Linked DNA regions of Homo sapiens: region 2 is linked to region 1. Evidence: chromatin loops called from intact Hi-C (ENCODE). Cell type or tissue: Caco-2. All regions are shown on one strand. Each heading gives the region's core, and the rest is flanking DNA. Links, peaks and the distances in the headings are about the cores only.

Region 1 (16,231 bases), core at 7,594-12,593:
CACACATTTCCAGGATGGCCCAGGCCATCTAAGCATATATCCCAGAGCCTTAGTTGAGTGGTTTTCATGATGCTGGGTCTCATGCCAGCTCCCACATGGCATAACCTTCCAAGTTATCAAAAACTGCTGCTCCAGGAGCATCAGGGACACAGGGAGACAGACGATGGATTGAAGCAAGTGGGAGCGGTGCTCTTATATTCCATGCTGGGGTACACACACTGGGATGGGAAAGCCAAGCAGCCCCTCACAAGGGGCTGCTGTCTGGGTCACAGGATTTCATTTTTTTTGTCTAACAACAAGACCTTTCTTCAAGCAAAATAGAAACAGATTAAATTGTACTTTCTCTCTTTGAAGCAGAAATGGGGAAATTGAAAATATCACTCTCACTGCCCTAGGTTCTCACTTCACACCCCACATCTTTTCAGGTCAATTTAGAGAACTGCTGAGCTCAGCAGGAAAACCCAGTATTACTTATTGTGGGGCATCCTTGGGGGATCTGGGAGCCACTGGGTTGGCAGGCAAAGTAGGTTTTTGTTAAAGCCCCATCTTTGAAAAGTACTTCATTCTCTAACTCAAGAAAGGGGTTAGACTGATGAGGCTAAAATAGATTATTTAAAAAGATAATTTAGCCTGGGTGCAGTGGCTTGTGCCTATAATCCCAGTGATTTGGGAGGCCAAGGCGGGAGGATCACTTGAGGCCAGGAGTTCAAGACCAGCCTGGTCAACGCAGTGAGAACCTGTCTCTCCAAAGCAAATAATAATACATTAGCTAGGCATGGTGGCATGCACCTGTTGTCCTTGCAACTTGGGAGGCTGAGGCAGGAGAATCACTTGAGCCCAGGAGTTCAAGGTTGTAGTGCACTATTATTATGCTACTGCACTCCAGCTTGGGTGATAGAGACCCTGTTTCTTAAAAAAAAAAAAAAAAAAAAAAAAAAAAGCATAATTTAAAGTATACATAGGCTTTTACAGTTTTTATAGAACTAGGCCTTTTTCGTTACTGTATGTTAAAAACTGAAGTATAATTTACATACAAAATACACATATTTTAAGCATTCAGTTCTGAGTCTTGACAATTTTATACACCCATGTAGTCATCGCCAAAAATAAACTATAGAGCCTTTCCATCACTCTAGAGAACCTGCTTGTGCCCCCTTCCAATCCATCCCTCCCCTTCCCAACCCACAACTAGGCACCAATTTCTGATTTCTATCATCATAGATGTAGTTTTGCCTATTCTAGAATTTAATATGAATGAAATCTTACAGAATTTTTTTTTAAACATCTGGCTTTTGTTCAACATGTTGTATCAAGATTCATCCACGCTGCTGTGTGTATGTTTAGTTCATTCCTTGCTACAGCTGAGTAGAGTATCATTGTACATATAGGCCACAGTGTGTTTATCCATTCTCCTCCTAATGAATTATTGGGTTGTTTCCAGTGTTTGGCTAATATGAATAAGGTTGATGTGAAAGTTCTTATAGAAGTCTTTCTGTGGACATAGGTTTTCATTGCTCTTGCACAATTACTTAGGGGTGGAATTATATATAGGTCATAGGGTAGGTGTATGTTTAACTTTATAAGGGAACCATCAGATTTCCTCAAAATGATTGTAATATTTTACATACCCAGGAGCAACGTATTCAAGTTCCGGTTGCTCTACACCCTCACCATCACTTGGCATTATCAGTCTATTTAATTTTAACCATGCTAGTGGGTGTGAAGTGCTATTTCATCATGGTTTTAAGTTGTATTTTCTTGATGACTCACGATGGTGAGAACATTTTCAAATGCTTATTGACCATTTGTATATCTACTTTTGTAAGATGTCTTTTCAAGTCTTCTGCCCTTTTTAAAATACTGAGTTAATTAACTTTTCATTGTAGATTTGTAAAAGTTCTAAATATATTCTAGATGTAAGTTCTTTATCAGATAATATATGTAAAATAGCCCAAATCACAATTTTTACTCCATTTTCTGGCCTACAAACTAAGGGGAATTAGAATAAAACTAAGACAACAAGCATGAAAGGAAGAGCCTGCCTTTTCTTTTGATTTTAGGTTCTGTTTGTTTCTGTGAAACTGAGTCTGAGGTATCTATTTGCTGCAGGAAGATCCAAGGAGTCCCATAGCCAGGAATCTATGGAGTGGAAGGTGCCGACGGTCCTGGTGAGGGAGAAGAGAGTCACGTCAGAGGGCTTTAGTTGAGAGAGTGATCTCAGAGGTCTGGAATCTTGGGAATTCAAATCTAAGCTAAATGTGAAATATGTCCAGGATTCTGTACCTGGTGTTTCTATATTCTTTCATCTCCTCTCCTTACCCTCCTCCACTCTCATCATCTGACACCATTGAATTGAGGAACCCAGGTCTGTTATGAAGCCTGGAGAATGGGAATTTCCAGGGCCTCCTCCTAAGGCTGCCCTCCCTGGGTCCGCAGGCTCTCTCCTCTTTCTGTTGGACTCCCCCTCCCTTCTCTCCCCCAGGCACTGATGCCCACAGCTTTCAATTAGTCTGATTTGTGTGTGTTTAATGTATACTGGAATTTAAATTATTCTCTTTCCTAAGTATTTTCTGTTTCCTCAAGGAATGTTTTTTTCATTAGGTTCTTCCTCCCCACCTTCTTTCTGGGGCATAAGGCTGGAAGACAATAGAGGCTCATTTTTTAAAAAGAAAAATAGTTGTTTTCAAACCTTAAGTTGACCTTACTGCTAATGAACAAACCTAGCTTCCCAGGCTTACCCTGTGCTCTTGTTGTGAACCAGTCAGATGGTTTACTTGCTGATGCTGAGAGCAAGTTCTGCCCTCTCCAGCCTTCTTCACTAGCCTAATAGCCCTGAAACGCCCTTGTCCTTCCTCCCAATCTGCTTAAGCCCTGACCACCCTTCAGAGTAAACCCTCTGGCATGAAGAGCTTCACGACAACACCTAGACCCGAATATTTTTCTCTGGCTTATCTAATAACATGGGTCATGGGTTAGTTTGCTAATACAGAGAGACAAGACTGAAAAGAAAAGCCTGTGCCAGTGAGTGAATTTAGTGATTTAACTCCATCTGGAGAGAATTTGTTCAGGCTAGAAACTAGGGCCTGAAGCCAGTGAATGAAAGATGGAACACAAGGTTCCCAGAGGGCATTCCGCTTTCAGTCAACCTATTTTGCTTTCTCCTTCCACTCAGTTACTTCCACCTCAGTTCCCCACTTGCTCTAGTGGCCTCTGTCTCCCCCACTCTCCTGAATTAACTGCAGTTAGGAAATGATGACTTTTTTGACAGATACATTGGCAATATTTCTATTCTAACAATTGTCTACTCTAGAGACATCAATAAGGGAAATCAGAGAAAGTGCCAAAATAAAATTTAAAAAAGGGTAAGAGGCAGTGGGAAATGGAAAATGGGAAGCCTCACTTCAAAAAGAAGCCCAAGGTGTTCCTGCTAGATGAGATACACCAAATCCAGTATTCTGCCATCAAAATTTGCTTCATAGGAGTTGGTTTAGCAGTCACCTTGAGCTCTGCTTTCAGAGAGCTCTCTCCATTGGTTCCTCCTGTTTTCTTGGTCTTCCCCAGTATTTATGTGTAGAGAAAGCTATAGTCCCTCTTCCCCAGATGTTTTGAACTGTATCTGCCTGAATCAAAATTCACCTGCCCCTCCCTTTTTTTTTTCCCCACTTCCTATGGTCTACCCACTTCAACTCTTTATCACCTGCAACATTGGAAATCTCACTGTATAGTTCTTTCTTCAGATCAGTGTTTAGATGTTGGCAACAATGATGAAGATAGTATGATTGAAGAAGACATTTTACTTTGTATTGTGCATTTATTATGGGGCAGGCAATGTGTTAAGTGTTTGATCAACTTTATTTAATCCTCATAGCACTATAGGAGGAAATGAAAGCACAGAGAAGTCATATAGTTTCTCCCATGGTCTCAGAGCTGGTGGTGGTAGAGCTGAGCATTTAATGACCAAGTCCAATGCTCTTAACCATGGTGTTACAACAATAGGGCTGCTCCAAGAATTGATTTTGGGGGATATCTTTCTTTTTACTATTCTCACTTCAGAAAAGTGCCAGTTTTACCCTTCTTGTTTTCTTCTTCTTCTAAAACAAAAACAAAAACAAAACAAAAAACAAAACCCATAATTCAGTTTTCTTCACTTCACATGAGCCTTTTAAATTAATCATATTTTTTTTAGCAGACCAAGAAATTTTGTGTTTGTGGCCTTAGATAAATGCCAGGCATAATTTATCCTTGCAAGAAAACGCACTGCCTTCCTCCAGTATTTCTTTTCCTTTTTAAAAAAAAGTTTTGGCCAGGCACAGTGGCTCACGCCTGTAATCCCAGCACTTTGGGAGGCTGAGGCGGGCGGATCACGAGGTCAGGAGATCGAGCCCATCCTAGCTAACACGGTGAAACCCCGTCTCTACTAAAAATACAAAAAAAATAGCTGGGCGTGGTGGCGGGTGCCTCTAGTCCCAGCTACTCGGGAGGCTGAGGCAGGAGAATGGCGTGAACCTAGGTGGTGAGCCGAGATCGTGCCACTGCACTCCAGCCTGGGCAACAGAGCGAGATTCCGTCTCAAAATAAAAAATAAAAAAAAAATTTATGGAATGCTTCACGTATTTGTGCGTCAGGGCCCATGCTAATCTCTGTATCGTTTCAGTTTAGTGTATGTGCTGATGAAGTGAGCACAGTATAGTACATTTTTAAAGAGTTTAGTAATTTTTTTTAAACCGACTCTGCCAGATTGCTCAGTATAAAGGTAATATTAACCTATATAGAATTATCTGGTTATCCAGATGCCTTTGTCATGAATAGGAAACACATCTGCAATTTGGTATTGAGACTTAAATTGCAGCAGATAGAAATATGATCTGTTCCCAACACAGGCAGGGTCTCTGTAAGGCAAGAGCAAATGACTTTGGCTCCCACAGCAGGTTCTCTGCATAAACATTCAGGGATCTCCTAATATGACTCAGTAACAAATCAGAAGAGAAACAATGAGAAAGAATAAGAAGGGATGTTTAACTGCTTAAAACCTGGAAGCAAATATATATATATATATAAAAGAAAACATATTATGAATAATAATAACAATGCTGACTACTATGTATTAAGTGCTGATTAACTGTCAGGAGCTTTGCTAAACATATTATGTGTTAACTTATTAAATCCTCACAGTAACCCAATAGGCTGGGAAATATTATTTCGTTTCCATTTCTCAAATGAGGAAACCAAGGCTTCAAGGGCAATTTGCCTGGCTGGGTGCAGTGACTCACGCCTGTAATCCCAACACTTTCGCAGGTGGATCACCTGAGGTCAGGAGTTTGAGACCAGCCTGGCAAGCATGGTGAAACCCCATCTCTACTAAAAATACAAAAATTAGCTGGGCGTGGTGGCGCATACCTGTAATCCCAGCTACTCTGGAGGCTTGAACCCAGGAGAATCACTGGAACCCAGGAGGCGGAGATAGCAGTGAGCCGAGATCATGCCACTGCACTCCAGCTTGGGTGACAGAGTGAGACCCTGTCTCAAAAAAAAAAAAAAAAAGCAAAGCAACTTGCTTAAGGCCACACAATTAGTAAAGTTAGTAAAACAGGTTTCAAACCCAGGCAGTCTAACTCAAAATACTACACACTTGATCACGGCATTACTGTCTCTCAGCAAAGGTGATTATATACATTAATCAACACTACATATGTTGCATATGTTAAGATTCAATCTCATTCCAATTACCAGTAGGAAGAAAGGGTCCATGGCATTTCACTGTGATGGGATGCCATTGACATACCTGGGTTATCAATTGCAAAATGGCATCTTTCTGTTTTATGACATCATTATTTTTGTGAAGATGAGGAAAGTGGAAGACAAATATTCTCCACTGCCCTACAAATGCTGGCTGATAGGGAAAGACATATTGCAGCTGAAGAAACCACCTCATTGCATGGGAAGATCTATTTTATCTATAATTTTTGATATAGGTTACCACGATGAATAAAATAGCTAAAGTACCATGGTCATTTACTCTTCTTGTCCAATATAATGTTGAGTTCCTCTCTGCTAATCAATTCTTACAATGATAAGATTAGTGACTTCTAAAGCAGATTATTTTAAAGTTATCATAGCATTTCCCTGTTTTAGTAATATGTATAATCTCTCTGAAGAGTTAAAATATTTGTTTAAATAGCTAAAGACCTTTGGGAATATTGTAAGAAATTTCCAGAAAAGCAAAGGGACTTGGAAATAATGAAATCCAGTCAGTTTTTAATTTTTGGCAAAATAATGTGAGAACATATTGCAAAAATGCTGTAATTGATGAGTTCCAATGTTCAATTACTTAATTTCTATACCAATTGAATAATTTGGATAATTGGATTATTTTTATGGCCAATTTTATGTTCTTTTCTTCTCTATCATCATGATTAAAACTGAGATCCTTGGCCAGGTGTGGTGGCTCACGCCTGTAATCCCAGTACTTTGGGAGGCCGAGGCGGGCGGATCACGAGGTCAGGAGATCGAGGCCATCCTGGCTAACACAGTGAAACCTCATCTCTACTAAAAATACAAAAAAATTAGCCGGGTGTGGTGGTGGGCACCTGTAGTCCCAGCTACTCAGGAGGCTGAGGCAGGAGAATGGCGTGAACCCAGGAGGTGGAGCTTGCAGTGAGCCAAGATTGTGTCATTGCACTCCAGCCTGGCTGACAGAGCGAGACTCCGTCAAAAAAAAAAAAAAAAAAAAAAAAACCCTGAGGTCCTTGATATAATCACAACTGTCAATTAACAGGGTTGGGAGGGATCTTGGTCATTCCTTTTTATACTTGTGTCCATACCTTTGCCTTTTATCATTTTGAGATTTGTGGAACTCTATTCTCCTTTTAAAAGATCTCTCTTTTGTTGAAGAGCTCCTATAACGTATATTGCTCACTCATTCTAGAACCTAGTTATGCTTGAGTGTCAGAATGTTTTCTCCCCCTGTGTAAGCTGAACACCTTCTACTGCATCCTTACCAGAAAGGAGGAGCATATAGCATTTGAACCTTGATAATTTTACTTGAGTTCAGGTCCACAGCCCCAGACCCACCCCATTACAGAGTGATCTGAACATTTCCATCAGGGATTTTTGACAGTTCTACTGAAAACAGGTGACCTGCCAGAATACTAAAGCTGTGTGAAAAATCCTGATTTTTTTAAAAAAGGACGATAGTAGGGAAAACCTCCCAGTGATCCTGAAATTAATTTGTCAAAAAGTCTAGAAGAGACTATGAAATAAATATTTTGTGAGGATTAGGTTTACTTCATTGTATTCATTCTACATGTTCTTTCCAAAGGTTCTGGGGGTACTTAGAAAATGTGACAGTGATCACTAGGAAGAGTGCACAAAGATGACCTCAAATAGATCTTAGCTTCTTTCTTGATACAGTTGCAATGTTGGTGGATTTGGCATGTTACAAACGTGGAGAACAGCAAGGCCTTGCAGTCTCGAATGGTTTTTATGGAAGAAAAAGTGGCGAAATTGGACTCGATGATGGGCTCTTAGATGATCCACAGCTAACAGTGACTGTGCAGACTAATGGCTCTGTGTCCCCCAGATAAGAACCTGTAGTGATGCACCAGACAGCCCTGTCTTACCTGCCCAACTTTTCAAACAGCCACAACATTGATAGTAATAATAAATTAAATTTATATCTATTTTCACAGGCAGAAGAACTGTGCAAAAAAAAAAAAAAGAAAAAGACTAAATTTGAGTGACAAAATATAAAAGCTGACATTGAAGTTTTTTTTTTTTAAGTCAGTGTACTGGAAGCCCATACTTTCAAATGACAACCAGGAGCTTTTAAGCAAGCAAAGACTAGACAAGACAGGTGATGAAGTCATTAAAAAGGTACCTATCTCCTGGGCTGCACCAGAGCCAGTACTCTGAAGAGGACACATCCAAGCCTATATGTGAGCCAGGCTCCATTCAGCAGACAGTGACCAAGACAGTCAGTGACTAGAGACCATGTCCTATCCAGAAAGAGGTGAATAAAATAGAGGATATATACCATAGAGGGCTGACACTAAGGAGAAATCATTATAACATTTTTAGAGTCACCGGGACTGCAGAAATAACTCATACAAGCTCACCATTTTTCAGATAAAGGAAAAGAGGCCTATGATAAACATTTTCAATTATTTTTAAGGCTCCCAAATAAGAGGGAGCAGACTAGTTCTCTCTTTTTTTTTTTTTTTTCCAGAGAGCAGAACAAAGACCCAAGTGTAAAAGGTGGAGATTTTGGTTCAACACAATAGTGAGATGATGAGCTCCCTCCTTTCTTCTCCCTTCCCTGCTAAGCCCCTTTCTGGGCTCTGGAGATATTCTGGTAGAGGCTGGATGGCATCATCCAAGGATGCCAAATCCTAGCCACCAACTTTTGCCTGCCCTCAGGTGTAACCTCATTGGGAAACCCTCTATGAACATCCTGACTGGGCTAAGCATCTGCCTCTTCCAGTGTTCTCTGCAAACTAGGAGCCTCTATCATAGAATTCTTAAATTGTATGATGATTCTCTGTTTCTGTGTCTCCCTGTTATGTCCTCAATGTCCAACATAGTTTTTGCTACATAAGGAGGTGCTCACCAAATGTTTACTGAGTTGAATTTCTATATAGGTAAAAGGCTGACCGAATGGTCTCTTTCTAATATAAAATGCTAAGGGCCTCTGTGTGCAACTAATTGAAGAGTTGAGACCACCAGTAAGTTATAATCAGCTTATCTTCTCTAGGCAGAAGTTTCTTCCTTGAATGCCATTTCTCCCCAGCCTTAGCCTGGCCCCTATTTGTTTTACATGAACCCCATAGATTTAGAATTGATATATCATTCCCTACTCAAATAAACTTTCAGGTGCATTAAGCATACCTCGCTTGCAATTACACAGTTAGAGATTTAAAAGAAAAACCATAAAGGTGGCCCATATTTTCAGAAAGTCCCTTGTCTAGAATATCCTTCTTAGTGTCATTTCTAAGGCTTTCCAACATAAGTATGCCCATCTCAGAAAATGCCCCAAATTATCCAATGATGGTAGAAAAACTATCTTGATATAAATATGCATATATGTGTATATATATTATATTGTGCACATATATTTTATCAAGCCAATACAAAGTATATAAAATTTCCCAGGATTTTCATTAGTAGACTGGTGCTGGAGTCTCACTCTGACCACATGGCAGATGGCTTTGTGTAGTGCACGAAAAAGAGAGCTCCTCGGGGAAGGGGGGAAGGTAGGAGTGTCACAACTCAGTGGCTGACTGTGGCTCATTTGTTCATTGCTTTCAGCACATTTCAAATTATTGCTTTTTTTCATGTGTCCAGTTAAATAGATTTATCTACTATCTAGTTTTAACTAAACTAACCTTCACAAAAAGACACGTGGTTTAACGAGTTTCCTGCAAAGAAACTGCAGTTTGAAGATAATACCAATCATGAAAGCACAAGAGAACTTTGAATTCTCTGTCAGCCACATTATGGGGTAAGGCAACAATGACAATCTAATCTGATCTCTCAAGAAACCAGGCAAAAAATAATTGGAAATTATCAGAAGACTATTTGAAATATGGAACCCACAATTTCTAATGAAAAAACTAAACCTCTCCCAAAGAGCATGTTGAATTTTGAAATTATTAGGCAGTGACCGAACGTTTTTATAACTTAAAAATGAATAAATATTTATATGTAGGGGGTTGCAAGTTCAAAAAAATTGAGAAGGCACACAATCAAAAATGTTTGGAGACCACTGGCCTATTCTTGCTTCTAAAAATATTTTTCATTTCTTTCTGATTATCCTAATTGTATAAAACTTGGAAATGCAAGAAAGCATCAAAAATAAGAAAAAAAATCACCTGTATTCTTACCATCACAAAATAAACATTTGTATTTGGTGAAATGTCTCTTCTATCATAACTAGTTTATATAAAATGTCTTTCATAGAAGGAGGCTGAACCTAAAGGAAAAAAACGTTATAGAACATCATGTTCCACTATAGGTCACTTTGGTCTCCATGGAGTCCAAGAAGGTATACCAGGAATCCAGCTATGGGCCTGGTTTTGAACATCTGACTAACAAATTTAGGATGTTTCACTTTATGTGGGCATGCCCTATGATCTCATTCCAGGTTATAATGTGAGTACCATTATTATTGAGTACAAAGAGATTGGTGCAGCAGCTCATGTGCTATCCTAATGATTACATTAACTGGCTCATCTGGGCCCTCAGTGATATGGCTAAGGAGTCATGTTTAGATTCCTCAGATGCAGGGTAGCAGTCCTCCTCCAGTGTTCAGTAATCCTGAGGAATTTGGAGCATGTCTATCAAATGCCTTCCTTTAGGAAGGAAACCACACTGTAGGTCCTGTAATCACAGACCCTGCCCTGGCTTATGTCAGCATAAACACGCCTCTCGTTACAGAAACCACCCTCAGTTTCACACCAGAAGCTTCTCTAAAAGTTTGTTCTTCATCCCCACAGTGAGACATAGCTGGTATTTGAATAATCTCAACACCCTCAAAAATAACTTCTGACAATCTGACTTGAAGCAGAACTTTTCTATAGGTTTGGCAGGATTTCCAGTTCTAAGATTAGATGTAGCATTCTCCCCAAGCTTTTGGGCCTCCCCCACAAGACAAGGGAATAAGACCCCTTGTAAAATCCGGACGTTATAGCCTACACCAGAGGATGCAGGATCCTATCATGATTTTTCTCTCCCTCATTTTATGAGGCCCTCACACTCTTGCTCTCCTGCATACCAGGTTGTCCAGTACTTAGGGTGGGACGAGGAATTTTTATACATACAAAGGCTAAAGAATGCAAATCCAATAATTTATTTGTTTATTTTTTATTTTTTTCTGAGACAGGGTCTCACTCTGTCATCTAGGCTGGAGTGCAGTGGTGTGATCACAGCTCACTGCAACCTCCGCCTCCTGGGCTCAAGTGATCCTACCATCTTAGCCTCCTGAGTAGCTGGGACCATGGGTGCTCACCACCACACTCGGTTTTTGTTTATATTTTTGGTGGAGATGGAGTTTCACCACGTTGCCCAGGCTGGTCTTGAGCTCCTGAGTTCAAGTGATCTGCCAGCCTCAGCCTCCCAAAGTGCTGGGATTATAGGCGTGAGCCACCACCCTTGGCTCCATAATTTAAGTGTCAAGTTCCTCTCTCGTAACCTTTAAGCCAGATCCAATTTTAATGCATGTGATTTAAACCCACATTTTTTAAAGGATATTTTCTCCATATGCTTTGGATTGTTTTTTAGGAGTGGAACTTGATTTGCCTACAATCGATGCTAGTAAAGACACACTTGCGATGCCCCCAGCTGATGTGAGGGGTGTAGTCGATGTCAAAGTGAAGCTAACTGACCCATTCCAGCGCTGAACCAGCAACCCTGACTTCCAGGTCACAGCTATCTTTTCAAATAAAACTTAATCCAAACCCTCAGATTGTTTCCTCCCCCTTAAGCATGTTTTGAAGCAGACCTGGAATGACAGGAGAGTAAATAAGAAGTACAACAGCAAAACCACCACACCTGCTAACATAATTTCTCCATGGATATATTCTCTCCCAGTGGGCAAAATGGAGCTGAGGAATGATTGCAGGAATGCCTTGGGCTACTTTAATCAACTTAGCCTGTATTTATTTTTGTACATCTCAATCCATATTACTAAAGAATAATGACCCATACCCTCTCTTTTATCTCTTTATTACCTTGTTACCCTGCCTTTACAATGTTCACTACATACACTCTTCACTACATGTCAATATTTTTATTTTCCCACTGGCATTTTTATTGTTTTTCAAAATGTGTGTTGATACTACTTGCCACCTGAAATCCTGACAGTACATTCAAAATAAATAATAAATATAAATAAATTCTCCTAAGGTTATGAAATCAGTTGGAAGGATAGTTAAGGTCTAGATTTAAAGGCTTAACTTCTCCTTTGTTCCAGGACCTGTCCAGAAAGCACCTTTTAGAACATGAAGTCTTTAAGCAAGAAATTACAAGTTCTCCCAAGGAGGCAGGAGTACAGATGTGCTTGTAAGAGAGTAGGGGATAGAAAGATGAGTACCTTTATGATTGCTTTTCTTTTACATTTCAGATTCTCAATATGAACATTTTTGGACCTAGGATTAAAGCAAAGGGTAGCTGTTCCCAAGATAGTCTCTTGTACTGAGTTGGATTAGGATGGGATATTGGAGCTTTCGATATATTAAAAAAAAAATTCCTTCTAAAGCTGTTCCATTGAAGTTTCCGCAGATATTATTGGGAAGCTCACCAAACCCAGAAGCCCTAACTCCAGAGAGATGGTTGGAATGGAAAACAAAGTTAAGAAATGGTGGGTGGAAAGTTGGCTTTTCCCCCTACCATACCAGCCAGGAGCAAACAGAAGACATGCCTTTAATTTAACCCTTTGCTATCCCTGAAAAGGAAAAAGTGCCTTATGTTGGATATTCCTTATACCACAGAAACCCTATTGGCCTGGCTTTAGTTATGGTTTCAAAGCAGAAAATATTAAAAGGGGGAAATTATGTGAAGGAAGACATTACTAATTGGTATGAGAAAGGGGACATAAATTTACCAGAATATGTGATTCCAACCTTCCAAAAATAAACTGAGGAGTTTATGAGATGAACTAACAAATGGTCTTAGCACAGGCTTACTTTCTTAATAGGTAGAAATCAAACTGCGGATACAGGTTCCCCTTCCTGTGGCGCTTGGCTTCTTAACTGCTGTGTGATTGAATCTAACGCATGATTTATATTATCAGCTCTAAGGAGGCCACCTAATTTTAACATCTATCCATTCATAAAGCTGTGAAATTCAATGACTCTACTCCAATCAGCAAACTACCAGCTCCATGGATGGTATTTCAGGAAAATGCCAAGTAAGAGTCTAACGGATAGCAATAAAAAACTTCTTGGCTAGGCACAGTGGCTCATGCCTGTAATCCCAGCACTTTGGAAGGCTGAGGCAGGCGGATCACCTGAGGTCAGGAGTTCGAGACCAGCCTGACCAACGTGGTGAAACCCTATCTCTACTAAAAATACAAAATTAGCCAGGTGTGGTGGCGCATGCCTGTAATCCCAGCTATTCGGGAGGCTGAGGCAGAAGAATCGCTTGAACCCGAGAGGTGGAGCTTGCAGTGAGCCCAGATCGCGCCAATGCACTTCAGCCTGGGCAACAGAGCGAGACTCCTTCTCAACAGAACAAAACAAAACAAAACAAAACGAACAAAAACAAACAAAAAAAACTTCTCAAGAAAGTAATCTACAGACAGAAAGTAAAATAGAGGGGCTCTGCTCGGCAGTAGGGGATGAGAGGGACTGGAAGGAATATGCCATGGTGGACTGGGAATTTCTTGGGTTCTAAAAATGCATGCTGGATGCTCTAATTTCCTTAGGCTACTGCCCTGCCCCTGGGGCAGTGCCCTTGGCCAGGAAGCACTTCTTGGCCCCTCTCCACCTCCCCTCCTGGCCCCCTGCTACCTCGATGGTGTACTGCTCAAAGATGCGCAGTTGCAGGAAGATGTCCAGCTTGATCTTCCGCTCGTGGAACAGCTCCTCCATCTGCACCTGGGCATCATCAAGCTGCTGCAGGACCGACTCGATGTGGCTGATGGAGCTGCTGTGGGGTGTTTTGTTGTTGGACACAGCCGAGTCCCTGTGGCAGAGTGGGGAGAAAAAAGGGAGGGAGAGGCCTTTCCATGTTAAAAGTGACAGAGGAGGAGGGGGATCTTCCTCATCTGAGCAAGGTGGATGTGAATCAGTTGAGTCATTCAATCAACAGACATTTATCAAACTCCTGCTGTGAGCCTGATGCTCTCTGCTTAATGAGTGAACCAAAGCTACATGCATCCTTTTTTGGGTTCACAAGTCTATTTCCAAGACTAGTTGTTCTCCTACTCCTCAAGCAGGATTGTGAAAGAAATAAGATGAAATAATGCATGAGAAAGGACTCTACAAGGCATAAAATATTAGAGAAATGGAATGGTTCCACACATATATGTAGTCTAATATGTATAGTTCCAACACACACACACATAAATCTATCACAATACGTACAGACAAACATACTAAAGGCATATTTTAAAAAAAATCTTCCTAGTTTTACTTCACAGACTCTTTGTTAAAACAGATGATGTCATGGTTGCCAAAATTGTAAGTATGCTCTTTATAAAGCTATGCTAAAGTTATGGGCTGGTGTTATTATACTAAACAGGCTCAGGCTATACTTAGGAAAGCATAGGATCTGGAGCCTGCAAACCTGAATTAGGTCTCTGCTCTGATACATTTAGGCTGGTGGCCCTGGGAAATCACCTCTCTGAGCCTCAGCTGCCTTATCTGTCAAGTGGACTTAATAATTTCTGCCCTGCTCACTTCACAGTTTGCTGTTAAATAAGAGTGCACATGAACTAAGACCAGTAACATGTATGGATAATTATTAATCCTGAAAGGACACAAGTGAAGTGTCAAGTGCTGATCAGGAGAGTAAAGGCTAGATCCTAAGAAGCTGGGACAACCAACAAAGGCTGCAAACAGTTTTGATTTGGGGGTTTGAAGAAATGGAGAAACACAGTCAAGTAATAGGAGGGGGTGCAGCCTCCTCTGAGCAGGCAGAGTCTATACAAACGTAGTAGGGAGAGGTGATGCCTTATAGAGGGAAGCCGAGAGATAAACAGATTGATTTGCTTAGCAAAATGAGGTGGTGATAACTATAATGGGAAAATGATGGTGGCTAAGAAGTTTAGATTCCATAGGGCCTTGAGTAAGCTAGAGCCCTAAAACTTGAAATAAACTGGCACATTCATTATCTTGTGACATCTTAGCTTCTCATACAATTTAAGGAGTCAAAGGACAAGGGGAAAATCATTTACTTCCAATCATCTCATCAGCAGGCTTTCTGAAAGCCATGTTCTTTTAGCCTGTGTTTGTCTCAGAAGCAATGGTATTTGAGTTCATTCTGTTTCTGAGGATGGCGTAAGGCTAATTTGTCAAGCACCCTTCCGTCTACCGGTCACAGGGCTCCCTATTCCTGCCTCCTCACCCTGGCCTGTTTGTTGTGATACAGGCACAATTTCTACTCCCACAACTGCACGGACATCCCCAGGCATGAAAATAACATGAGATGTACTCAGTGCTATCTGTTATGTATTTGTTGAGGGCTTTGCTGCTGGGAGGATGTGATTATTCTCTTGGACTTCTCCTCTCAGTCTTTCTCCATCACAAATTTTCCAGAAGGAAAGGAAAGATTTTGGACCATTTTATGCAGCACTATGTCAGTGTCACACTCACTAGGAATCACAGAGATGATGCAAAAGCTCCCTTAGGTGCTCTAGTAACAAGTGTCAGAAAGATCAGGAAGACATAGGGAAGATGTTTCTGGTGTGTGTGAGGCATCCTGTCAATGTCCACTAAGCACCATTTACTTCTTTTTCTCTTTGACATGCCTTGATGTCAGGGAGGGGAGCCTAGGCTAGAGTCAGGTTACTGGCATAATGAATGGTCGCCAGTGGCTCTTGGTCATATGCCTACGGTACTCTCTGAAACCCATGGAATTTAATCTTGCAGAGCAGGCATCACCCACATTGTTGCCTTTGCCATCATCAAGTAGCCTTATGCCCTTAGGCATTGTGCAGGTTTACAGTTGTTAAGAACAAGTGGCATCTCCGTAGGCCTAGCCCCACAGAAAGTGAAGCCAGCCAAGCCTGTGAAAAGTTTTTGAATAGATAACACAAAGCCATCACAAAATTCTAGAGCTGCCAGAGCTCCTAGAGTGAACCCCTTAATTACACAGACGAAGCAGCTGAGGCCCAGAGAGGTTAAATGACTGTCCACTATTAGGAATTCTCTTCGGAAGCAAATGACAGTGGAGTTTCCTAGGGAGGCACACAAAGCTGTCATGTATTATATATTCATGAAGATAATTAGGGGAAGAAGGAAAAGAGGCTGTCTTGTTAGCATGCAATAGGAGGATTTGGAGCATCTCATGTGCATATTTGGAATAGAAATTATTAATTTCCAACAGAAAAACATGCCAGGGCCTTCTAAAGGTAATTTCTCATTGTTTATTTAATTGGACAACTGGTATGGGTGAAAAAAACCCTCTCCAATTGACGTAATTCCCTCAGGCCCTAGGGATAGCCTGGGACTTGCTGATGAGATTATTTCTGTCCAGAGCTGGCAGAGGTCCCAGCACTCAGTGATTTTGGGATAGG
Region 2 (16,231 bases), core at 4,006-9,005, 50 kb after region 1:
TAAAGCCTCCTCTGATAGTCAGGCTCAGTGTGATGATAATGATCCCAGCTGGATAAATCATGGAAAATTAGTGGGGCTGGGAAAATGGACACAGAAAGGACTGCCATTTCTTCTTGTCAAGAGTGGTTTCCTATAGCTTCATCTGAATTTTTTTTTAGCTTTCTTTAATTAAAGAAAATACAAAAGAGTCCAAAGAACTCACTCAAAATTTGACTCAAAAGATGCTTCCTCTAAAGTGCCAGACCCTGGGCTGGGGCTAATCAGGGTGACCCCCAGCACAGGGCAGTCTTGCTAATTCTATCAGGAGAGTACTCAGTTATGTTCCAGGTTATGTGGTTCTGGAGCCTGTGTTCTTATAAATATTCATCTGATCTACCTCTCTTATCATTCTTAGAGTTGAGAGGGACCTCAGAGATCATCTGGCCTGATATCCGCCCAACAAAGGCATTCGTTCCATAGCACTCATTCGTTTATCTTTCAAGTATCCATTGCATGTCAGGGTCACCACTGTGCTAGGCATTGGTTTAAAAAGACTGAGACAAAATTACTGCCCTGAGGAAGGTCACAGTCCAGCCAGATAGTGAGGATAGCAAAAAACTGATTATGGCACTGTGCTAACTACCATAATAGAGATATGACCAGAGTAACTAGGTGACTAGAAAAGGGGCATCCAATCCAAACCAAGGAGGCTACTGAGGGCTTCCTAGAGGAGGTATACTTGAGACAAGTGTTTGAAGGTGATAGGAGCTGGTCAGTTAAAGGAGTGAGAAGGATTAAGGAGACAGCATTGAGACTTGAGAGCATGGCATGCTCAGGAAAACTCCAGGACAACAGGAATACAAGATGGGATAGAGGGAACACAGGAGGGGTAAAAGGTAAAGCCAAACAAAGTAATGGGCAGGTCATAAAGGGTTTATATTATCAAGAGTTTGAACTTTATCCTGATGGGGAGCCATCTATAGGTTCCATAACCATTGGAGATCATGATGATGAGATTGCATTTGAGGGAAGCCACTGTTGTGGCAGCGTGAGGATAGATTTAAGACAATGACTGGAGTCAGGGAAAACAGAAGGATATTGCAGTATTCCAAGCAAGAGATAATGAGGCTCTGATCTAAGGCAGTGGCAATGGGGATGGAAGGAAAGAAACACACGAAAGAGGCAGAATCAATAAGACTTTGCAATATTGCAATAGACTCAATGATGAGGAAGAGCAAGAGAAGAATCAAGAATGACTCCCAAGTTTCTGGCTCAAGCAAGTGGGTGGTTGGTGGCCTTCACTGGTATAACGAATGCAGGAATAAGAGCACACCGGAAGGGGTGGGAGGTGATATAATAAACTTTGGACACACGGAGTTTAGGAACCCTCTGAAAATTGCAATAGAGGTGTCCACAGAGCCAATGGGTTTATAAATATCGAACCCAGGGGTGAAACCAGAGATGAGACATGGATTTGGAAGCCATGAGAGTAGGCGTGGCTGTTGAGACTGAGAGAGAGTCTAAATTGTTCAGGGAGTTTGTGTAAAGTGAGAAGAGAAGATCTGAGGAACAAATCCTGGGGAAAAGGGAAAAGAGTTTAATCAGGACCAGCCAGAAAGTCATAAGGAAACCAACAGAGCACGATGTCAAGGAAGGCTTGGAAAAAGAGGGCTTTAAAAGGCAGAAGTGGGTGACAGGATTAAATGCTTCAGAACAGTCAATTAAGACCTGTTAAGTGGCCAGGTGCGGTGGCGCACACCTGTAAATCCTAGCATTTTGGGAGGCCAAGGTGGGCAATCACCTGAGGTCAGGAGTTCAAGACCAGCCTGGCTAACATGGCAAAACTCTGCCTCTACTAAAAATACAAAAATTAGCTGAGTGTGGTGGCGGGCACCTGTAATCCCAGCTACTCAGGAGGTTGAGGCAGGAGAATCACTTGAACCCGGGAGGCAGAGGTTGCAGTGAGCCGAAATCGCGCCATTGCACTCCAGCCTGGGTGACAAGAGAGAAACTCTGTCTCAAAAAAAAAAAAAAAGAAAAAGAAAAAGAAAAAAAAAAGAGAACAATCTGTTCAGTGTCTTTTGGATTTAGCAATAAATAATACAGTTAGCAAATAAAAACCAGAGACTCCTGTTGGAGTCCCTGGTAAGATTAACCTCAGTGGGCCAGAGAGAACAAAAGCCAATGGCAGGGGTCGAGGGGAATGGAGGAGGTAAGGAAGTAGAGGCAGCAAATATAAACTCCTCTATCAAGAACTTGGACTACAAAGGGAAGGAGAAACAGAGGGGAAAGTAGAGTTCAGAGAAGCTGTTCTTGGTGGCTTGTATTTGTATTAATTTGTTTTTAAGATGGGAGAGGCTGGGCGCGGTGGCTCACGCCTGTAATCCCAGCACTTTGGGAGGCCAAGGCAGGTGGATCATTTGAGGTCAGGAGTTCGAGACCAGCCTGGCCAACATGGTGAAACCCCATCTCTACTGAAAATATAAAATTAGCAGGGTGTAGTGGCTCATGCTTTTGATCCCAGCTACTTGGAGGGCTGAGGCAGGAGAATCGCTTGAATCTGGGGGGCAGAGATTGCAGTGAGCCAAGGTTGTACCACCACACTCCAGCCTGGGTGACAGAGCGAGACTCTGTCTCAAAAAAAAAAAAAAAAAAAAAAAAGATGGGAGAGAGTTGAGGGTGTTTAATCCTAAGGAAAAAAGGTTGCCTGTATCGGAAAACCTCCAGTGGGACGAAGCACACTACATCACAAGGCACTTCACTCTGTTTTGGACAGCTCATAAAAATGCAACCCATGGTTAGAAGTTACACCTGAATTAAGCTAAAATTGGCTTCACTATACCTTTTATTCTTATTTCATCTATGGGAAGCCTTCAACTATCAAACTCATCACCCCTGCCTTCCATAAAACATTCTTTACTTAAAACAAAACATATCCAGTTACTTCAACTTCACAATCATGGTAGCCTTCCAACAATTGTGGTGTATTTTGTCAATATCTTTTTAAAAATATATTTTCCAGAATTAGGCGCAATTTTCCACATGTGATCTAAACAGTGACAGTATAATTATTATTTCTCTGGTTTAGATATTATATTTTAATTTATATTATCACTCAAAAGCCTTTAACATTCCTCTCTGCTCTAAGAATAAAGTCTATATCCTTGCATCTACAGGTCAAAGTTCTTGGGAGTTTATACACAAACTACACTTTTTGAACTTTTCTACAATGATTCACATTCTACCACATAGAACCCTTTGCTCTAACCTACTTAACTGATTTCATTTACAGTATCACAGATTTTTCCAGGAGATTCCAGGGAGCTTGAGGACTCCCACTATGACCATAGTTTTCCTTGACCAGAATTGAAATAATCTCAGAACAGCATTTTCCATATCTTCCATTTGATGGAGCAGACTATGGTCCTCTCCACTAACATGATGGCTCATTTCTGTGTTCCTCTTATCTTCATTTTGTTTCTGCATAAGGTTCTACCCTCAGGTTTGTAGATTTCATATAGATGTGAAGCATCCTGATACACTGTCACTCTTCCCATTAGAACAAGTCCTTTCAACAAAGAATCCTCTTCTATTGCCATTTTCTAGTTATGAGCTCAATATCCTGAGGTCTCAGGACTACCTATTATATTTATCTTCTTGTGTTAAAAGTTTAAGTGCACTACTTGTTACACATGCCTTTTGTTGGTTTATTTATAAAGAAGCCTAAAAATATTGTTTGCAACCTGTATTCTTGGTATTTTTTGAAACCTAAGGTTATCTAAGCACATTTTATTTATAACACTCTTTTTCTATGTCACCTATGTAAAGCCTGATATATCTGATTTTGGCTTCACTGGGTTAATTTTCTCCCTCAACTTTAAAATTCATTTAAATCTTTCTATATAGATCATCAAGGTTTCTGCCAATGTATATCCTTCCCAGTCCTTACAAGATGCACTCCATCCCTTGCCAGAAGCCCGTCATCCTGGCTCTGTAGAACACAGTCCAGAAAACTTTTTAAATACCATCTACATAGGCATGCATGTTTCTCAAAGCTTCCCTTCTTTGCTGTAGTTACTGCCATCACATGGAACGAGAGATAAAAACACCACCTGTGCTTTCAAATCTTTCAGTTTGTTACTCAGAACTTATGTCATTAGGAATAAAACCCCAATTTCTTCTGAATGTGCCATTTGTTCCCCAAAGGAAGCAGCAAATGTGGGTGACAGTTCATGGGGTTAATAAAAGGTTCATGGTAGGCTCTCTATAATATCTTGGATATTGGCTCCTGCCCTCTCCCAATTTTCTACATCATATCCACATAAAGTGACCTTCAAAACCCCTGACTGGAAGTTATCCACAAGATATAACATCTTTTTTCATCCTCAGTGTGATCACCAGATGGTCTCCCATCAGCTCATACCAGTAACTTCTCCCTAGTGCTCCAGGGAGGGAAAGTTCTGAATCCACCCCAACGGGAAACGTGTCATGCAAGATCCAAAGGGCAAGACTATCCTTTATTTCTCTGCTGCTTCACATTCCTCCACTTGCCCACTTCATGACATTAATTTTTCTGCATTTTCCTGGCTTTCTTCCTCACTATTTTTTTTTTCATTTGCCTAAGAATCTTTCATCCTTGTTAAGAAGCTAGAGTGTGAAAAAGCATCTATTTAAGCTCTCCCACCTTTTCCTTCTGCTTGCATTTGCAGCTGCTATAATTGGTCATCATCTCTGGCAAGAAGAGAAAGAAGGAACTTACTGTGAAGGTCACTGCATCACTGCATATTAACTGAATTGCCAGATGATGTAGCTTTCACTAGAAATGCCCCTTGAAAATCCTAAAGGAGCAAACATTATGCCTCTTTTCTTGTCACAGAATTTCTTAGAGGGTTAGAACATGTTTGATGCATTTTTTAAAATTAGATTTTGAGTTCCTCAAGACAGAAACTGTGGAACTCTAACTTTTCACAGTGCCCAACACAGAAACTTGATGGGAAATGAAAATTGATGAGGGCTATTGTCCAACTCTGAGGGCACAGACTTTCCATCTCTGTGGATTATCCTATTTTATTTTGCCCTTATTACTATGGTAGGTTTGCTGATTGTACTCAGAGTATCTTCGGTGGGCAAGGTCACTGATAAATCCACTAAAATGCCTTCCTTCTATTCTTACCTATTTTGAATGATTTTTTTTTATAGTTCCAGTTTTACTAAGTCAACAAAGTATCAAGATAGCACAATGCAGTTGCCTACAGAGTTCAGAACATTTGTCATCATTGATTCTTTCTCTTACCACTTGTTTGGATTATCCATTCATTCTGTTAATTCTTCTTTCATAATAGCTCTTATTTTTTATTGTTATACTTTCAGTTCTGGGGTACGTGTGCACAACGTGCAGGTTTGTTACATAGGTATACATGTGCCATGTTGGTTTGCTGCACCCACCAACCCGTCATTTATATTAGGTATTTCTCCTAATGCTATCCCTCCCTCAGCCCCCTACCCCACAACAGGCCCCAGTGTGTGATGTTCCCCTCCCTGTGTCCATGTGTTCTCATTGTTCAATTCCCACTTATGAGTGAGAACATGCGGTGTTTGGTTTTCTCTTCTTGTGTTACTTTGCTGAGAATGATGGTTTCCAGTTTCAGAATGATTTTTTTAAAGTGTGTTCAAGTTTGATAAAAAAAAAAACAAAACAAAAAAACCACAAGGGTTGGATAGAGAAACAAGTAACCAGAGATTACTGAATAAAGTACTTAATTGTGCCCATGTTTTTCTATTTCTTTAAGTCTTTCTTTAAATTGTCTGCTCTTTCAAAAATGTTACATTAATGCTACTTAATATGTCTAGCTGCTTAAATGTGATTTGGTGCTCTGAGGCTTTAGATAATATATATTTGAACATAAACGCTTGCTAATTTTTGACTAAATTAGCGTACAGAAAATCTGGCATTTCAGATAATGAGGCCATAAAGCAGAACACTAACAGAGTAGGCACAGCTGTTATGTAAACCACAGGCACTTGAATACTCGCCTACCTCATAATAGCAAATATCTCAGGACAATATAACAGTACTACATTCTATTCCACCACCTGGGCAGACATGGAAACATCTATCCCCTGACAGCCATCCTATTATGGGCAGGAACTCCATCTTACACTTGTTTATATTCTTGATGACACCTAATGTCTCTTAAAATATGTGTCTCTTAAAAACTACTCGGTGGCCTTAGCCATTTGGGGAGATTATAGGCAAACTGAGTCCATTAGTTGACTAAGGACCAGGAGAGGTTCCCGCCAGTGCCCGGGACTTCTATTTGAGCACGCACAACCTCAGCAGCTTAGACTAGAAAACTGTAGACACAGATTCCCTGGTGTATCCCTTCCTGGGCCTTCACTCTGAATGTTGGATTCCTCTCTAGGGAGGCTGTCATGACTGCAAAGCCTTTCCCCAGTCAGCTCAGCTTCTATGTCAGCCATTCAAAGAGTGCCATCTGCAGGATGAACTGAGGACTCAAATATTTAATTCATCTTCAAATGGCATTTGAAGAATTTGTTTAAAATTTGTTCAAGAGCTATTAAACACAAAAGTTAAAGTTTAATGAAGGATAATGGATTGCCACATAAATTCTTCAAAGATATCATTTACATCTATTTTAATAGCTGCCCTAAATGTCTTTACTACAAAGACTGACCACTGGTAAGAATCACAGATGCCTCCACTATCCCTAGGGTGGAAATGTATTTGTTCAGGGGCTTTACACTGCCTAACCCCTCCCCGTGGGTAGCCATTCCCTCTGTTGAGGGCTTGCTTTTCCTTGCAGAAGGACAAATTTCCAGGAGCTGTGACAGATGTAATAGCTGTCTTTCTGCTTTGATTCAAGACAATTTTTTGAACCTAAATACAGAGAATGGGTGCTCAGAATTCCTTTCTCATTATCAGCCTCAGGTAAAGGAATCCTAAATGATAAGGCTAAAAGAGGTCCCTTCACAGAATCATGATCCTTTAGAGTATTGCTTATAAGTTACCCCAGGCTCCTACCCCACAGCATATATAGCCTTCCTGAACACATCTCATAAACAGCAACCCAAACAAAGAACAAGAGTGTCCATGCTTTGGCTTTCTGTCATTGATCTTCTTACTCGAGAACTTTTCAGTTCCTGATTAAATCCACTCCTCTTCTCCCAGTGGCCATCATCTAATTGAGAGCAGAAACAAGAGAGAAAGAAGAACCCTTTCCTTCCTAGTTTACCCCTTTTTCACCACCTAAACATGGCAATCACGTTGTACAGAACAAAGCAGGTCTCAGACAGGCTGCTACTGACAGTCAACCTGCCTTCACTGTGGTCAGCATTGGTTTTCCTATGTGGACTAACAATCCCAGGATGCTGGGCCACTCAATCTCCCAGAGTGGTGATGAAGGAATAAGGCAGGATTAATTCCCCAACTACAAGATCCAGCTCTGGAGGCTAATTTCAGGGTAATGGGATGGCTCACAAACCCCAGGTAAAGTGCTCCCTTTGTAGCTCACATCTGCTTTTCTCCTTTTCAGAGCAAACATTCCTCCTAAAAGCATGAGCCTTTTGGAAGTTAGAACTCTGTCTTCTCTTTCAAAAAAAATACAGTCTTATCAGAAAGCAGAGTCAGGGAGATGTGGATTATGCCAGTGGATTACTCATTGGAAGGGCCAGAGGAAAGTTGTAATGGATGTCAATAAGGGTGGCAACATCCCCCACCCTCACTCCCTTTCTCTTTGTCCCACACTTCCCATAAGCAAATGGGCACCTAGAAATGAATTTTATGCCCACTTCCTATACCTCAATAAGGAGGGACAGCATGGAATTAGGATAAGAACATGACTGTGGAATCCAACAGACCTGGGTTTGAATCTCAGCAGAGCCCCTGACAAGCTGGATGACTTGGGCACATGGAAGAACTTTCTAAGCCTCAGTGTTGTCTTCTATAAAACAAGGCAAATACTACCTATCATTCAGGATTGGTATAAGACAAGATATATAATGGAAACATAAGCTCTCAAAAATGTGTCCATTCTTTCTTTAGCGTGAATTTAAATTCATGTGTCTTTGCCGCTGATGGAAAGGCATTGTCCCATGTGAAAGGAATATCAGGCATCAGTGAGAAGGTGGAGGAACAGTTGGGAAAAATGGGACTGGGATGGCCATGGGTCTTGAATGGTTGTAACAAAATGCAAAAACTGCGGCCTATAACCAAAACATGGGCCTATAACCAAGGTTGGCATTGCCTCTGAGGCTATATCAGGCAGAGGGCAAGGAAGATTGAGCTGGGTCAGGGCTATGGGTGGCTTTGGGGACGTCCTTTCTAAGTGAGGAATGCTGAGGCATAGGACAGCCCACAGGCAGAAGCCCCAAAGCTATGGGATGGCCCTATTCCAACAGACCACCCCACGTACTACAACCTCCACTCTCAGCAGTCAGGGGATACCTGTGGCCCTCTCCCATCCTTTGCCCCCTAACAGCCTAGAAAGGAATGACCCAGGACCAGATATTGTGGATCTGTGCTGCATCTTGTCCATCATAAGGTGCATTGGGACCTGTGTCTATTACATTGGCAAAGTCCACCTCATTCTGCAGAAGGTCCTCATTGGCTATGAGGCTTTCTTTTTTTTTTATTGTGGTAAAATATACACAATATAACACTTACAATTATAACCATTTTAAAGTGTATAATTTAGTGGTATTAAGTACATTCACAGTGTTGTGGTGCAAGCATCACCATCATCCATCTCTAGAACTCTTCATCTTGCAAAACTGAAACTCTGTTATCAATTAAACCAGGGGTGTCCAATCTTTTGGCTTCCCTGGGCCACATTGGAAGAAGTCTTGGGCCACACATAAAATATACTAATGATAGCTGATGAGCTAAAAAAAAATTGCAAAAAAAATCATAATGTTTTAAGAAAGTTTACCAATTTGTGTTGGGCCGTATTCAAAGCCATCATGGGCCACATACAGCCCGTGGGCAATGGGCTGGATAAGCTTGCATTAAACAATAGCTCCCCATTCCTCCCTTCCCCCAGCCTCTGACAACCACCATTCTACTTTCCATCTCCATGAATTTCACTACTCTAGGTATAAGTAGAATCATAAAATATTTGTCCTTTTTGTGACTGGCTTATTTCACTTAGTATAATGTCTTCAAGGTTCCTCCATGTTGTAGCGTATGTTAGAATTCCCTCCCTTTTTAAGGCTAAATAATATTCCATTATCTGAATAGAACACATTTTGTTTATCCATGCATCCGTCAATGGACATTGGAGTTGCTTCCACCTTTTGAATATTGTGAAAATGGGTGTATAAATATCTGTTTGACAGCTGGGCACGGTGGCTCACACCTGTAATCCCTGCACTTTGGGAGGCTGAGGTGGGTGGATCACTTGAGGTCAGGAGTTCGAGACCAGCCTGGCCAACGTGGTGAAACCCCATCTCTACTAAAAATACAAAAAATTAGCCGGGTGTGGTGGCAGGTGCCTGTAATCCCAGCTACTCAGTAGGCTAAGGCAGGAGAATCACCTGAACCCAGGAGGCAGAGGTTGCAGTGAGTCACGATCACATCACTGCACTCCAGCCTGGGCAACAGAGCGAGACTGTCTCAAAAAAAAATCTGTTTGAGTCCCTGCTTTCAATTATGTTAGGGAGACAGCCTGAAGTGGAATTGCTGGATCTATGGTACTTCTATTTTTAATTTTTGAGGACCCTCCACATTGTTTTCCACAGTGGCTGCACCATTTTACATTCTCATCAACAGTGCACAAGGGTTCTATATGAGGCTTTCTTTATCCCACAGGTTGGGTCCAATCCACCCATATTCCCTGGGCTCAGGTCGCCACTGACATGGTCTTTCTGCCTCCTATGAGGCCTCTCATTTTTCAGCATATGCTTGCAGCTCCCCTAGAGATGCAGTAATGCTCCATGACTTTCCTGTTCTTGCTTGGTTGTTGACATGCCATCTCTTTTTGCATCCATAGCACATAGTCTGTCTGGGGCTGGGAGCCTCCCTGGGTGAGGCCCAGGGCTCTGTACAATGCCCAAAGTAGGGCCCACATTGAGGGCTGTCTGCCTGGTGGGATCGAAGTCAGCTCTGGCTAAAGCAGTGATATGGCAAAACCTAGCTCTGTCATTCTCACTCCTTCAGCAGCACCCACCTCTCTGTCCCATATGGGCACCCTCCCTGCCTTACTCCTCATTATTTTGTTTTACATGGCAGCTAATCACGCCTGATAAAATAACTGGAGAGCAGTATTTCATCTCGAAAATGAAAATTTTCAGGACCCGTTTGGAAAACTCCCCAATGCAGAAATATAACAGAGTTAGGATAACATTTTTGAGGTGGAGGCTCTGAACAAAAACACTTTAAAACAATTATACTATTAGACAAATGGTCAGGGCCTGTCATACAACATCTTTGTATAAATTCAAAAACAGTGCCCTTTTTGGATCAGGTGTGCAGCTCAGCTAAAAGACTGAACATTATATAAATGGCAGTTTAAATATTGTACAAATCACACGAAGGCAGGTTCTCTGGGCACATTCAACCCTGTGAGCGCATGGCTGGTGAGCAGGTGCCACCTATTTCTCCAGGTCCTGGAAGGTATGTGGCTTTGTAAATAGAGCTGGGACTGATTTTTAGCTCTCACTCACTGGCAGTGACAATCATAAGCAGTAGCCCTGGGGTGATGAGGAATCTAATAATGTCATTCCCTCCTGCCAGCACCACCTCGTGGACAAGGCATTTTTAGATCACACCAGCAGGAAGATCTTTTTCAAAGACCATAAATGTGGGCATCTATTTTACCACTCACCTAGAATCCAAAAGAAGACAAAGGACTCCTTGCATCAGGCAGGAAGGCAGCCCAGCAGCCACAGGTTATCAACCCAGCATGCCTCACCAAACACCAAAGCCACAGCCCTGGTCTCCCTCATCTAGACACACACACACACACACACACACACACACACAGCTTCTCACCTGAGCCACCTCTTCAAAGTCATCATGCCTCCCTCATCTAGACACACACACACACACACACACACACACACACACACACACACACACAGCTTCTCACCTGAGCCACCTCTTCAAAGTCATCATGCCTCTTCTGCAGGGCCCGGGCTCGATGTAGGGACTTCCCAACTCCAGTGTGTTTGCTGAGAAAGGCCTCACCATGGTTTTCAATCCAGTCCAACACCTGGTCAAAGAAGGATAACAGCAACAATGACTTTCTAGCAGAAGGAAAGACATGTGACAACATGTGCAACTGCTAGAGTCCTAACCACCCCTATATCCCATCCCAGTTGTAAAGCAGCAGTTCAGGTGGAAATGGTCAATCTGCTGTGAGTCCATGGGATTTCATTACTGTCATTGGCAATATCATAGTCCCACCTTTACCTAAATTCAACTTATCCTTTTTGATCTCCATATTATCCTTCCATTACTTTTTCCATTTTCTTAGTTCATTATTTTAAACAAGTTACACAGACCATCAGGCACAGTTTAACCCCCTCACCACTTCTACCCAATCACATAAAGATATTGGCAGGAAATTAGGTAGTAGCAGTTTGGGCAGTATCTTGGCCCTCATTACTCATCCGTCACGCTGCCATAAGAACACAAACAGCAATGGTGACCAGTCATGGGGATCCTGCCTCATTGTGCTCCGGGGACTCCCCTTCCTAATCTTGAAAGCAAAGTCCAGGGTAGTCAGTCTCCAGTTGGATGCTCATGATATCTGACCACTAGGACAAGAGCCCCCTCTGGCTTCTTTCCATCTCCCTCCTCCAATCGATACCAACCAACCAACCAAACAAACAAATAAATTAAAGTGTTTGCATCCTAAGTCCTTTAATATCTGAGTCTCTTGGGAAGCAGTGGAGACTTCAGGTTCTTCCAGGCTAAAGATCTAGTGATTTGGCTTCAAGACAGTTTCCTTGATATTTAGAGACACTGGAACAGAGACCCCTGGGCAATAGAGGGGTGAGAGAGAGGGGATGCTAAGAAGGGTGGAAAATAAGTTTTCCTGAGGGGCACTTGAGAGGCAGGATGGAAATCCCTTAGTAAAAGCCTTGACGTGCAGGGAGGATGAAAGCCTTTAATACCCATTTTGCATTCTTGCAGATGGCCTAACAAAAATGTGTGTATCCCAGAGATCATCTTTTGATCTCTGAAGAGTTGGCGCTCAGTAAATCAGGTGACCACAATTAAATCAGAATTACAGTATAGACACACCTGTTATAGATCCTGCTAAAACTCAAGTGAGCCCACTCACTGCCTGCAATATTAACCATTAACTAAACATTTAATTAATGATGTACTAGCCTTTCCAGATTTTGGAAGCACTTACTGGAAAATGGTTTAGATGAACTAGGTCTATTTAAAAGGATGGTTTAACTCATTCCTGTGTCTCAAACGGATTGCCCTGCAGCAAACAGAGGTAAAACCAAATCATTCCATTGACTACAGGTATGGGAGTTCTCTGACATTTGGGATATTTAATATCTGCAGTGTGCAAGGTATGAACATTTTCAAAGTCTTTGGTGACAGGATCACAAAGCCCACATCGTGATTGTGCTAGTTCAGAGAAAGGTATATATGAATATAAAAATGAGGCTTAACAAATATCCACTTAATGAAGACAGGCGGAGTAATTGTCCATCATCATGAAGAAAAAAAGTTTTTTATAAATAAAAAATGAATTCATCTAAACATTATGGAGATTTTAAACACTTTATAATATATTCTGGCAATATACATATTTTAAGTATTCTGGAGGCACAACCCTAAAAAGAAATTGTGGTAGTGCTGGATTTTTACCTTTTGCAAACACTGAAAGGCAGCACTGAAAGGAACTTTACATGTTCATCTCTTAGAAGAGCCTGCGTTTCTCTAGAATTACTTACGGTGAAACTTCAACCAAAAAAAATCAGGAGAGTATATTTTTACTTGGCTTGCCACAATTAGATCTCACAATTCTGTACTGTAAAGGAGTTATGAGCTTCAGCATGCAAGGTCAAAGGTAAATACTTGTAGTCACAAAGTTTCCCATATATTAGGTGCGAAGTATAGTAAAGTTTTAGGATTTTAATGCATAAACTTTCATCAATCCCTTTTGAAAACAAATTGAGGTTTGATGATAATTTTTTGCATATAAAAGAACTACCAGTGGTCGTTTATGAATGTGTTGGAATTTATAACAGATTTTTCAGACTACAATTTTTTAAATTTAGTTTTGAGCACTTAAGTATGGCCTGCTTGTCTGGCAATGTTTTCATGAGTTTTGTTTTATCTCATTTTTTATCTCTAGCTTTAAGAAAATTGGTTATTCTGAAGCAAATTGGTTGAAGAGGAATATTTTTCATCTACTAGTTCACCCACATACAGTGTTTGCACTCCCCAGAAACGATTTCACAACTTCTAAATATTTTTTAAACGCAATTTGTTTCCTTTTTAAGTTACTTTGCTTTCTTTAAAATGTCAATTTATTTTTAGTGACACTTAGTTTTACTTAATTGGCTATGCCTTCATCACTTAAAAACCTATTTCTTTCATATTTGAGAAGCTTTTACTTCACTTTAACATAACTTTGATTGCTCTGTGATGCTCTGGTGCCATCATTTAGTCCAATTTCTACCATTAAAATTGAAGCTGTAGGGAAAATATGTGCAATTTCGACGAAAGTTCAGGAGCTATGCAGAAATCAATTTAACAAATCAAAAAGCAAATAATTTAGGGAGTTAACAAAATTACTTTAGTAATCCAGACTGAAAAAGTATTTGAGGCTAGATAAACATAGTTAATATATGAAGTATTGTTAAAGATTCTAATTTCTGACTATTTTGTTTCAGACAGTTCATTTAGAGCCATCATTGCATGATACACGTGTTTAGACCACATACTGTCTGGACCCTGATTCCATGTCGTCCAACCTCGGGAGTACAATCTGACTTTCCATGCAGATCCTGCGCAGCAGAGAAACATGTTCCTGAGCAGACATCAGCAGTGCCTGACAATTACATTACACGCTATAAATTTATGTGTGGCTTGAGATTCTGGATATTTGTCAGTTTCTAGTGCATTCCATTAAGATGAACAAGGTCCCAGAATCTGAACATCAATGGTTAAAGAATAAATTGACTTTCTAGTCAAATCCTGGACCCTACCTAAGTACAAGCACCCATCAAGGTACTCCTTATAATCTTATTCCTGAATAATTTCTCTTCATCTACAAGGCATATTTAAAATACTCAATTACCAATCATAGTCAGGATATACAGCATGATAGTCATTCATACCTATCGATGGCTCTGAATTGGTATTTGAGCATTTCCAGTTTTGGAGGTTTTATCTTTTTGTTTTTGTCAGGCAGCAGAGAAGCATGTGTGGGTATATAAGTATTCACATATTCGGACATTTATTTAATAGTCTTATTGTGCCACAGTGTCAGGCACTAGAGCAGCTCTGGAGGTGGGGGTGTAGCAGTAAACAAGGCAGGCATGGCCTGATGCTGAGAACTCAGTCTATAGGGGTAACAAGCACTAGACACTAAATCACACAATTCATCATTCATTGCAAAGGTGAAAAGTGTCAACAGCCAAACGCATCTTCTCTGGGGAGTCACGGAAGGTTTCTCAGGAGAAGTGAGGTTTAGCTGAGATCTGAGAGAGAGTAGGATTTAACCAAATTAGGAATTGAAAAGACCAGCATGGCTTGCATAGGGGATAAGTAGGAAATGGACCCTGAAAAGGCAGGAACAAGATTGTGGTGAGCCCTGGTGTGCTGAACGGGAGAATCCATTGTTCATCCTAAGAGCCACTGAAGGGCTGCAAGGAGGATAAAGACACTTTTCATTTTCAGTTATAAATTATTGCTCTGACTGACTAGGTGCAGTGGCTCATGCCTGTAATCCTGTCCCTTTGGGAGGCAGAGGCAGGTGGATTGCTTGAACCTAGGAATTTGAGACAAGCCTCTGTAACATGGCAAAACTCTGTCTCTACAAAAAATACAAAAAAAATTGCCAGGCGTGGTGGTGCACACCTGTAGTCCCAGCTACCCAAGAGGCTGAGGAGGGAGGATCCCCTGAGCCTAGGAGTTCCAGGCTGAAGTGATCTGTGATATCACCATTCCAGCCTGGACAATAGAGTGAGATCTTGTCTCAAATATATGTGTATATATATTGCTCTGACTGCTTTGTGGAGGATAAACTGGAGAAGGCAAGAGTAGAGAAGGGAAAACAGGAGGCAGAAATTCTGACAAGAGGTGATGGTGACCCAGGCGAGGCCAATGGCAGTGTCTATAGATAGACAGGCTGGGGGAAAGAATTGCCAGGACTTGGTAATTGGCTATGGGGGAGATGGAGAGGCAGGTGGTAAGCCTGGCCCCCAGGGGCATGTCTTGAATAACTGAGTGGAAGGTAGAACTAGTCACTGGTACAGGAGTGAATGAGTTATAAGGGGTAGCACAGACATAACATATTTTTTTTCCTTAAGATTTTTTTCCCTTTCCATGCTCATACTCTTGTTCTGAGAATGACTATGGAAAGGTATACTCAGGGGCATAAGTGACAGTGATTTGTGCCCCTGAACTGGAATGGGAAATAGTACTCAATAATGGTTGTCAGTCAGATTCTGGGAAAGATGTGCCTTTAGTTTCAAAGAAGTAATTTATACACTAAGGCTTAAAAATAAATTATAAATTGTTAATCTAGCTGAATCCCAATAATAAAACGGAATACCAAATCCATTTTAAAAATATAACTTCAACCTAAGTGCCCATCAATGGATGACTGGATAAAGAAAATGTGGTATATATCAACAATGGAATACTATTCAGCCATAAAAAAGAATGAAATCATGTCTTCTGCAGCAACATGGATGGAACTGGAGGCCATGATCTTGAGTAAAACAAGTCAAGTACAGAAAGACAAATATCACATGTTCTCACTTATATGTGGAAGATAAATAATGCATACACATGGATGCAGAGTGTGGAGTGCTAGACAATGGACACCGGAAAGGGAGAAGGGGCTGGGTGATGAGAAATTACTTAATGAGTACAATATATGTTATTTGGGTGATGGATATCCTAAAAGCTCTGACTTTACCACTACGCAATCTACGTATATAACAAAATTATACTTGGACTCCGTATATTTATACAAAAATAAATAAATAAATAAATAAATAAAGGCATACCCTCAGACTTAAATGAAATTAACCC

The links. A loop is a pair of places that touch in the nucleus more often than their neighbours do. Peaks named below come from ENCODE experiments on the same cell type or tissue, not always from the same donor. Only the 100,000 strongest peaks of a DNase experiment are listed, where the experiment ranks them.
Region 2: a loop joins it to region 1, with 2.3 times the contacts of the local background. A loop is called at or near these places in 4 of 110 quality-filtered maps.

The regions. Positions count from the first base shown.
Region 1 is chr3:124,396,143-124,412,373 of GRCh38, reverse strand. KALRN (kalirin RhoGEF kinase) reads right to left here. Exons shown (of 60, transcript NM_001388419.1): 13 at 13,503-13,677. It also overlaps the pseudogene RNU6-143P. Among named protein-coding and RNA genes, the nearest start is that of MIR6083, 30 kb to the right of the region's middle. RefSeq lists an enhancer at 1,597-2,796. In Caco-2, for the core only: no CTCF peak of the experiment used is centred there; a DNase peak (open chromatin) is centred at 10,333.
Region 2 is chr3:124,342,119-124,358,349 of GRCh38, reverse strand. KALRN (kalirin RhoGEF kinase) reads right to left here. Exons shown (of 60, transcript NM_001388419.1): 10 at 11,085-11,207. Among named protein-coding and RNA genes, the nearest start is that of MIR6083, 24 kb to the left of the region's middle. In Caco-2, for the core only: a CTCF peak has its summit at 6,491 (motif pointing left); a DNase peak (open chromatin) is centred at 6,429.